2 separate regions of the Homo sapiens genome follow, and region 2 is linked to region 1. A link is a contact called in ENCODE Hi-C or POLR2A ChIA-PET data. All regions are on one chromosome and are shown on one strand. Each heading gives the region's core, a stretch centred on a gene start or an enhancer-like site at or near the end of the contact. The rest is flanking DNA. Distances are from core to core; before and after follow the strand shown. Region 1 holds the start of PCDHGA10 (protocadherin gamma subfamily A, 10). Region 2 holds the start of FCHSD1 (FCH and double SH3 domains 1).

Region 1 (4,825 bases), core at 526-3,025:
AACTGCTCATAGTCGAAGGATCTGAGTGCATACAGGACGCCAGTGTCTGAGTTGATGGATATGTATGAGGACAGAGGTACCCCCTGGATGGTGTCTTCAGCCAGGGAGTAAATAATCTGGGCATTCTCTTTGCTGTCCGGGTCCAGCGCTGTCACTGAGAAGATGGAGGCACCCCTGGCGTTGTTCTCTGGGATATAGGTAAAGTAGGAGACTTGAGAGAAGGTAGGTGGGTTGTCATTGATATCTGCCACTTGTAGCATAAAGTGAGCTTCCGTTGATAGAGGAGGACTTCCCCCATCTGTGGCTGTCACTGTGATATTGTAAGAGGATACCTGTTCCCTGTCAAGGGCTCTGTGTATCACCAATCTGTAATAACTGTCAATGGACTTTTCTAATTTAAATGGTAGATACGCCAAAATGGAACAGGTTACCTGTCCATTCTGCTCAGAGTCTAAATCATGCACATTTAAAAGGGCTACGACTGTTCCCAGAGGTGAATCTTCAGTCACTGGACTAAATAGAGACGTGATGGTCAGCTCTGGACTGTTGTCATTTACATCTTCTACTGTAATCAACACTTTTGCAGTTGCAAGATATGCTCCTCCATCTTCTGCTTGTATTTCTATTTCATAGAAACCGGTTTCTTCATAATCTAGATTTTCTGATATTTTTATTTCTCCAGTATATTTGTTTAGTTGGAACTTCAACAATTGCGTGTCAGGTAATTTTCGGAATGAATATGTCACTTCTCCATTGGCACCTTCGTCCCTGTCGGTGGCTGTGACTGTCAGCAGCTGAGTGCCCACAGGCAAATTCTCAGGAACACTCACTCGGTATTCTGGCAAGGTGAAGACCGGCGCGTTGTCATTTGCATCGAAGACAGTCACACTGACAAGGACAGTGCCAGATCGGAGAGGGTCACCCCCGTCGGAGGCGGTGAGGACCAGGTGGTGAATGGCCTCTTCCTCGCGATCTAGGGAGTGCTCCAGTACCAGCTCCGGGTACTTGACGCCATTGGCACGGCTCTGAACTCTTAGGGAGAAGTGCTTATTGGGGCTGAGCTGATAGCTCTGCAGGGAGTTCACGCCCACATCCGGATCAATAGCTTCCGGGAGAGGAAAACGCATTCCCGCAGCGACATTTTCATTAATTTTTACGTCTAGATTTTCTGCTTGGAATTTTGGAGCATTGTCATTGATATCAGTTACTTCTATTTCTATCCCAAAAAGTTTCACCCTGTCTTCCACAAGGATATTAAAACTCACCACGCACCGCGCGCTCTGAGCGCAGAGCTCCTCCCGGTCTATCCTGCCCGCGGTGATCAAGCTGCCGCTGCGCGGGTTCAGAGAGAAAAGCTGCGTCCTACCTCTGGAGACTATGCGGACTCCGCGCTCCGCCAGCTCCCGGGGCGCCAGACCCAAGTCCTTGGAGATGTTGCCCACGAAAGAGCCTTTCTCTAATTCCTCAGGAATTGAGTAGGAGATCTGCCGGGCTCCAGCCTCCCATGGAATCCCGAAGAAAAGGCAGAGCAGGACCAGCCCGCTGCAATCCTTTGATTCCTTTGAGCGATTCCTTTGAGCGGCCATTGTAGTCTGGTTACAGAATTCTGCAAAGTCCTCACTGGACACGTTGTGTGTTTCAACCGGTTCCTTTGTCTTTCTGTGGCTTCAGGGTGTCTCTGTAGCCTGGGCACTTTAAATTCTGGAGTGAGCTTCCCTGCAGCCCAGCAGCCGGTTTGTGGGGCTTGTGTAGTTGAAGCCCTGAGAATCCGGATTGAGCTCTGGCTGCGTTTTCTCTCCTAGTAGGTGAACAGCGGCGCTCAGAGTCCTAAGAAGTTACTGCACCCAAGTGATACATGCAATGGAAAGTAAACTATTCTGTTGGATTATTATATTTTACATAGATTCTTTGGTTTCTCCACTCCTATCTTTAAATAATTTACTATATGTAGGTTTCTTAGGGGAGGTGTGATAAAGTGGAGTGAAAATATTGTAAATATTTCAAGATAATGTTTGGTTAAATATATATTTGCAACACGTTTTCCCAACAGAAATGTACACACTTTAATAAAAGGTAAATAATACTTATTTTAGGTCATATTAGTGTCTAGGTAAATTCAGAAAAGTCTTATAATTTAAAATTGTGATTTGAATAGGCCAATTTTATTTAGTATACATTCATACAAAGATTATATTAAATAAACTCATGAGATAATTCACTCTGAAGCTTTATAATTGTAACTACTTAATTCATTAAACTTATTTAGCTTAGGATTGTGTAAGAGGTTTTTAAAGTACTCTTCTAGAATAGTTTTACTGAGCCTTAATTAACCTTTTTGTGTAAAACATACTTTATCTTACAGGGATACAAGTTAAATGGACCTATTTAAATGATTAAGCAGGTAATCACAAACTAAAATGAACATATATTACAGTTGCAAATTAAACTGTTTGCATTGTAATGAGAAAAGAAATACGTAGAATTTGAAGTACTAAAAGTTTTAGAAAACAAAGTTAGATGTAGTGATATAGGTTTTTAACAAGTAAGTGTTTATGTCAAATGACCTGTTTTCATCAGAGCATTAATACCAGTATAAATAATCTCTTCTCTTAGGCAGTTTGTATCAGAGGCCAAAGTCCAGTGGTTCACATATCTTCAACTGTGTGTGCCCATCAACCCAGTAGCAATTGTTCCCTCAAATGCAAAGGGTATAGAAGTTCACTTCTTTCACACAGAGAACAGGATGTTCAGAAGTGTTTATGTCACTATGCCTTCCAAGTATAGAACTCTTCAAAGATTTTATCTTTTTTCTTCAAAAATCTTCTATCAGAGAATCAGAGACAGAGACTGAGTGCAAAGGCAATAGTATTTCATTTATTTCTTAGAAATGTCTTTTTTTTTTGAGACAGGGTCTCACTCTGTCACCTAGACAGCTCACTGCAGCCTAGACTTCCTGGGCTCAAGCGATTCTCCCACCACAGCCACCAGAGTAGCTGAGACCACAGGCATGTGCCACCACACCCTGCTAATTTTTAAATGTTCTGTAGCGATGGAGTCTCCCTGTGTTGCCCAGGCTGGTCTCAAATTCCTGCGCTCAAGAGATTCTCCACCTCCACCTCCCAAAGTGCTGGGATTACAGCACACTTGGCCCTGCCTGCATATTTATTTATTTATTTTAGAGACAGGGTCGCACTCTGTCGCCCAGGCTGGAGTGCAGTGGCAAGATCAGGGCTCACTGCAACCTTGACCTCCCAGGACCAAGCAATCCACCCAGCTCAGCCTCCCAAGTAGCTGGGACCACAGGGGAATGCTACCACACTCTGCTAATGTTTTTTTTTGTTGTTGTTGTTTTAGTAGAGATGGGGGGTCTCCCTATATTGCCCAGGCTGGTCTCAATTCTTGGGCTCAAGTGATACTTTCCGATTCAGCCTATCAAAGTGCTGTGATTATAGGTGTGAGCCACTGGGCCTGTCTTCTGAATATTTTTAGGCTTTAAAAATATATAAATAAGATATCGTAAATTCACTAAGTCTTCGCAAATTTGAATAGATAGGTTACTTGTTTGTTTTCTTAGATGCCAAGACCACTGCTTCTGTTCGATAGTCAGAACTTGACAAAATATTGTGGCTCACGCCTGTAATCCCAGCACTTTGAGAGGCCAAGGTGGGAGGATCACGAGGACAGGAGTTTCTGAACAGCCTGGTCGACATAGTGAAACCCCATGTCTACTAAAAATACAAAAAATTTAGCTGTGGTGAGGGGCACCAGTAATCCCAGCTACTTGGGAGGCTGAGGCAGGAGAATCGCTTGAACCCAGAAGGCGGAGGTTGCAGTGAGCAGAGATCACGCCACTGCACTCCAGCCTAGGCAACAGTGCGAGACTCCATCTCAAAAAAAAAAAAAAAAAAAAAAGACAAAGACAAAATATCTTCAGTCTGGTGACATTATTTTACAAAAAGATAGAGCAACTTATGAACCAAATACATAGTGAAAACTATAATTGAAAAAACATTGAGAAAATATTGTAAAAAGCTATGGATTTTAAACATATGATTCTAGATATGAAAATAAAGTAGTATGCCTAAAATATGAGAAACTAGTAGACTATTAGATAAATCACACACAAAAAAGAGAAACTCACCGAAGTCAGAGTCTCAGGATGTGAAGTCAAATCCTCCCCACCATGAGGTGGAATTAAGGCTCCAGGAGAAACACTGCAAACCATGTCTTCATTGGAATGTAGGGGCACACTGCATTTTAGGAAATTAAACTCTTTTGTACCCGTATGTGCAATGCACAGATTATAAGAATAAGGCAAAGTCCCCTCACTGTAGTTGGGGGGAACTACAGGTCCAGACTTGACACAGAGACCAGGATGGAAGCAGTCCCAAGTAGCAGGGCTGAGAGAGCGTCGCAGGCGCAAGGCAATGGCCAGAATCACGGCGAGGAGGAAGAGCACTGAGATTAAGGCCAAGGCCACCACCAGGTAAAACTGCAGTTCAGCCTGGGGGTCAGAGAGTACAGGGCGGTCGCTGAGGTCTGGCAGTATCTCTTGCAAGTTGTCTGCGAAGACCAGATGAAGCGTGGCGGTGGCAGAGAGTGGCGGCTGTCCACCGTCACGCACAGCGACCAGCAGGCGCTGGCGGGCTGCGTCCCTGTCGCCTAAGGCTCGAGCCGTGCGCACCTCCCCAGTGCGCAGCCCCAGGCTGAAGAGTCCGGGCTCACTGGCCTGCAGCACGTGGTAGGACAGCCAGGCGTTGTGTCCCGAGTCGGCGTCCACCGCTACCACCTTAGTCACTAGGTAGCCGGGCTCTGCAGAGCGAGG
Region 2 (4,825 bases), core at 920-3,419, 240 kb before region 1:
ACTGCATTAAAGAAAAAAAATGCTTTGGAAACCAGAGGCCTGGGTGATGTTAAAGTCTATCCTGTCCCACTTCCTACATTCTGGGACTACCGTGAAGCCTGGAGTAGGGAGAGCGAGTTTGGGAGCTGGGACTCGGGGAGTCAAAAATAGATGAGTAATTGTCAATAAACCTGGGAACCAAAAGACTACCATTCTCATTCATTCATTCAACAAATATGTATTGTGCACCTAATTGGTGCCAGGTCTGGGGATATAGCATGAACAAAACAAACAGGGCCCCTGCTCTTATGAATCCTCCGTTGTGGAGGGGAACAGAAAATAGCAAATAAACACATAAACCAGTACTTGAACAAGTGAGTTTAGTGCTGTGAAGAAACTGAACCAAAGTGATGAGCTTGAAGAGTGATTGTGGAGGCCAGGCGCAGTGGCTCACACCTGTAATCCCAGCACTTTGGGAGGCTGAGGGGGATGGATTACCTGAGGTCAGGAGTTTGAGACCATCCTGGCAAAGATGGTGAAACCCTGTCTCTACTAAAAATACAAAATTAGCTGGTTGTGGTGGCACGTGCTTGTAATCCCAGCTACTCGGGAGGCTGAAGCAGAAGAATCACTTGAACCTGGTAGGTGGAGGTTGCAGTGAGCCGAGATTGCACCATTGCACTCCAGCCTGGCAACAGAGCAAGACTCCATCTCAAAAAAAAAAGAGTGATTGTGGAGATGGTCTTTGGATGGGTGGATGGGGAAGGCATCTGTGAAGAGTTGCAAAGTAAGGGAAAGAAGCTGTTGGAGGCGACAGATGGAACGCTGGAAGGAGGAGATTCTGGAGAAAGAAAGCAGGCATGAAGAACTCTGCATTGGAAGGGACTTGGTCTACTGAGGGAACAGCAAAGAGGCTGGAGCACAGTGAGCAGACAGTGGGAGGAGAGTACAGGCTGAAGTAAGAAAGACCAGCAGGGTCTTCCATGCGTAGCCTTGAAGGCCATGGATTCTATTTGGATTTTATTCTGAAGCAAGTGCATTTTAAGCAAGTAAATTATGAGATCTTATTTCCCTTTAAAAAAGAAAAAAAAGGTTGATCACTCTGAGTGCTGTGTGAACAGTGGGTTGGGGTGAGGGCAGTGTGGAAGCAAGGAGATCAGATATTAGACCAGAAGTCTAATAATGGGGGCTTGGACTAGGATGGTGGTCTTGGAAATTGAGGGAAGTGGATCAAGAGGTTTTTGTTTGTTTATTGTTGTTTGAAATAGAACCTGTAGGACTTACTGATGGATAGAATGTAGGGGTAGGAGAAGGCACATTGACTCTGGGTTTCTGACTTAACTGACTGGAGGAAATGCGGTGCCATTTAAAACGTTACGGGGGGAGGATCAGGTTGAAGGAGGTTTAAAAGCTTTAAAAGTTGAGGTTCCTATTAGATATACTAGCAGAGGTGTCAGTGGGGAGTTGGAATGTGAATCTGGAGTTTTGAGACATGTCAGGGGTACTGGGACAGGTGCCTGAGCCAAAGAAGCTTAGGTGAGGAGGATGAGGAATTGGGGAGAGGCTCCTCAGGAAGCAGTGCTAGGGCTGGAAGATCCTAAAGGTGGCAGGGGCTTCCTGCGCATCTCCCAGCTCTCGCCGACTCACTGGTATCGTTTAGTTTTCAGTGGGGCCAAGTCTTTTTCCCTTTGGGCCTGGTTCCTTCCTGGATCCAGGCATCTTTCTCACCCCGCTCACGCTGGCTTTTCCAGTTAAGCGGGAATTAGGAAAAGGTCTGGGACCAGCCCTCTCTTCGTCAGATGCATCTTTGCTCAGGTGCCCAGTGACTCAGTTTCCCTGGTCACACACTGAATTCCTCTCCATTCCTCATCATTAGCTCGGGGACTGGGGATCTACATATGCAAATGAATAATTATCAATAATTACAGGCTGAATCAGTGGTTACACTACAAATAGAACTTAGGCGTCTTGACTCAGATGCCTGGGGTTCTTCCCACCGCCCAGCGGACGCTGCGTCCGCCCCGCCCGCCCCGCCACCCGGACCCTGCCGGCGTATTCGCAGCAGTAACAGGTTTAGTTTCTCGGTGGCCCCCTCTCGCTTCCGCGCCCTGCGACGTCGCCGGACAAGTCGTGGGCGGGCAGAGGGCGGGGCCTGACCTGGCCTGGGGCGGGGCTCCATAGTGGGCGGGGCTTCCTCCAGTTCCGGAGTCCAGTGGCTGACCGCCTTGCTGGAGCGGAGATGCAGCCGCCGCCCCGAAAAGTGAGCTTGGCCCTGAATGGGGACTCCTGGCGGGCTGGGGGAACGGAGGGAGCTAAGGGGGCATCCGACTTGTGGTAGGAGACGGGAAGTCGGAAGGGGTCAGACCCCAAACCAGAAGTAACAGAGGAAAGAGCTCAGCACCCCCCCGGCCCCGCCCCCTCACCGCTCCCTGCGCGGAGTGTTTTTTAGGTCCTTGCGCTGGGGTCTTCATCCTCTCTTTGCCCCCACAGGTGAAGCCGGCCCAGGAGGTGAAGCTTCGCTTCCTGGAACAGCTGAGCATCCTTCAGACCTGGCAGCAGAGGGAGGCGGATCTGCTGGAGGACATCAGGTAGCTCCCCCAACCCCCTTCATTTACACTCACCTTCGTCGTTGTGCGCCACTTCTCCCCAATATACATGTGCTGGGGTGGAGGAACAGGGGCCAAGAGCTCCCCAGCCGACCCATCCACAGCCCTCACCCTAGGCCTGGCCTCTCCAGATACTGGATAGGAATGCTCCCCCACCTAACCCCTCCCAACCCCCTCCCACCCACATAAACACACAGGAACCCTCCCTCAAAGCCCTTGACTCCACACCACTGCCCCCAACCCCACAATCAACCTTAGGGCAGAATCCCTCTCCCTCTTCCAGACCTGTTGGAAGGCTGGCAGACATCGTACCCAGGCCCCCATCAGTCTTCACCTCTAAGCCTACAGATGAACCTCTGGGGTGGGGAGGATCCTGCTGGGGCCCGGGGCAGTAAGGTGAGGGTTTCCTGTGTTGCAGCTGCCCGAGGTGATCTCAAGGACTCCCATCAGTCCCATTCCCTCTGGGTGTAGTTACACTCTAGGAACCTGGCTCCCCCCAACCGCTCCCTCCTGCCCAGAGTAGAGGACTGAGGATGGGAGAACAGGACCAAACATAACCTTATCCCCCACCTCACCCCCGACCTGCAATCTCCGCAGATCCTACAGCAAGCAGAGGGCAGCCATTGAACGGGAGTATGGGCAGGTATGGGACTTTTCTCTGGACCTTACCTCTTGTTCCAGCCTCTCTTATATCACCAGTAATGTCTGTCCATACCTATCCCTATTGTGGTCAAGAGCAGATGCCTAGAGTCAAGCAGACTGGTGTCAGATCCCTGCTGTGTAATTATAGCCATGTGACCTTGGACAAGTTACTTAACCTTTCTTGACCTCAGTTTCTTTCTCTGTGAAATGGGAATAATAATAATACCTTACCTTCATGTAGGGTTGTTGTAAGGATTAAACAAATTAATGACTATAAGGCATTTAGCAAAGCAAGTGGCACATAATGTACCCAAAGAATGGTATGATTATACTCTGATGTCATATTCTGCCAGTTGGGGTGGGTCTTTGAAAGGGAACTTGGTTCTGTGATGGCTTTTTCACCAGGCACTCCAGAAACTGGCTGGCCCATTCCTGAAGAGGGAAGGGCACCGGAGCGGTGAGATGGACAGCAGGTGGGCCCTATGGAGGGGGAGGGCCACAGAGGCCAAAAAGTGATGGGGAGCTCAGCCCCAGGAACCTGTGGGGATGAAGGCCTAGCAAGTGGGGAAGGCACGTGAGCTGTAGGTAGAGCTGACACAGCAGCAGCAGAGGAGCTGACCCAGCAAGGACACTGTGGGTGGGGTGGAGGGCAGGAGTGAGGCTTGTGGCTGAGCTAATGGGCTGATCGATTGATGGGCTCCCAGACAAGGGAGGATGGGAAAGCACTCTGTCTCCCATGGTGTTGGTCAGGGGGCAGGGGGTGGGGGTGGTCTCATGAAGCTGTGGAGTGCTCTCCTCCTCAACACAGACCTTCTCTGGGGAGGGGCAGGACAGTGTTCGGTGCCTGGCGCTGCCTGCTGGATGCCACCGTGGCTGGGGGCCAAACCCGACTCCAGGCGTCTGACCGATACCGTGACCTAGCAGGGGGTACAGGGCGGAGCGCCAAGGAGCAGGTGCTTAGGAAGGTATGGCTCAGAGGTTGGGGTGAAGGAAGAGCTGGCTTGGGACCAAAGGTGGTCTAGGTAAGGACTTTGTGTATGCATCCCAATAGGGAACAGAGAACCTCCAGAGGGCGCAGGCTGAGGTGCTGCAGTCTGTCCGGGAGCTGAGCCGAAGTCGGAAGCTGTATGGGCAGCGGGAACGTGTGTGGGCCTTGGCACAGGAGAAGGCGGCTGATGTCCAGGCCAGGTGGGGTCATGGAGAGTGAGGAAGCCCAAGGTTGGGGAACAGGGAGGTGGGGCTGTCTAGGGGTGGAGCCAAGTCACCAAAGCTGGGCCTGACTCTGATCTCATATTCTCCCACTTGGGGTGGGCCTGACTCCTTTCTCTCATCTGCACAGGCTAAACCGAAGTGACCATGGGATCTTCCACTCTCGGACCAGTCTCCAGAAACTGAGCACCAAGGTTCGAGGGATGAGGGCATGAGTGGGGGCAGGGAAGAGGGAGGCAGAGTAGTCTAGTGGTTTGGAACATAGGTGCATATGTATGAAAGACTGGGTTGAATCCAGGCTCTCCTACTTCCTGGGTGGGTAACCTTGGTTAATTTACTTGATCTCTGTGAGCCTTATTTTCTTCTATAAAATGGAGAGAATACCCTTC

The links. A loop is a pair of places that touch in the nucleus more often than their neighbours do. ChIA-PET counts read pairs that join two places held with the same protein, here RNA polymerase II (POLR2A). Pooled maps may share reads with other maps.
Region 2: a pooled map shows a loop between it and region 1 (2.5-fold over the local background). The contact joins the promoter of FCHSD1 here to the promoter of PCDHGA10 in region 1. A Hi-C loop is called at or near these places in 1 of 50 pooled maps. POLR2A ChIA-PET finds 5 or more read pairs at or near these places in 2 of 52 experiments (GM10248 and OCI-LY7).

The regions. Positions count from the first base shown.
Region 1 is chr5:141,409,937-141,414,761 of GRCh38, reverse strand. It overlaps PCDHGA10 (protocadherin gamma subfamily A, 10), which reads right to left and starts at 1,775. Exons shown (of 4, transcript NM_018913.3): 1 at 1-1,775. The coding sequence starts at 1,586. The region is part of intron 1 of PCDHGA1 (protocadherin gamma subfamily A, 1); the gene reads right to left. The region is part of intron 1 of PCDHGA2 (protocadherin gamma subfamily A, 2); the gene reads right to left. The region is part of intron 1 of PCDHGA3 (protocadherin gamma subfamily A, 3); the gene reads right to left. It also overlaps PCDHGB1, PCDHGA4, PCDHGB2, PCDHGA5, PCDHGB3 and PCDHGA6, and 7 more genes.
Region 2 is chr5:141,648,762-141,653,586 of GRCh38, reverse strand. It overlaps FCHSD1 (FCH and double SH3 domains 1), which reads left to right and starts at 2,169. Exons shown (of 20, transcript NM_033449.3): 1 at 2,169-2,239; 2 at 2,470-2,567; 3 at 3,183-3,228; 4 at 3,633-3,700; 5 at 4,051-4,192; 6 at 4,279-4,415; 7 at 4,567-4,630. The coding sequence starts at 2,219. ARAP3 (ArfGAP with RhoGAP domain, ankyrin repeat and PH domain 3) reads left to right here. Exons shown (of 33, transcript NM_022481.6): 33 at 1-185. RefSeq lists an enhancer at 3,569-4,147.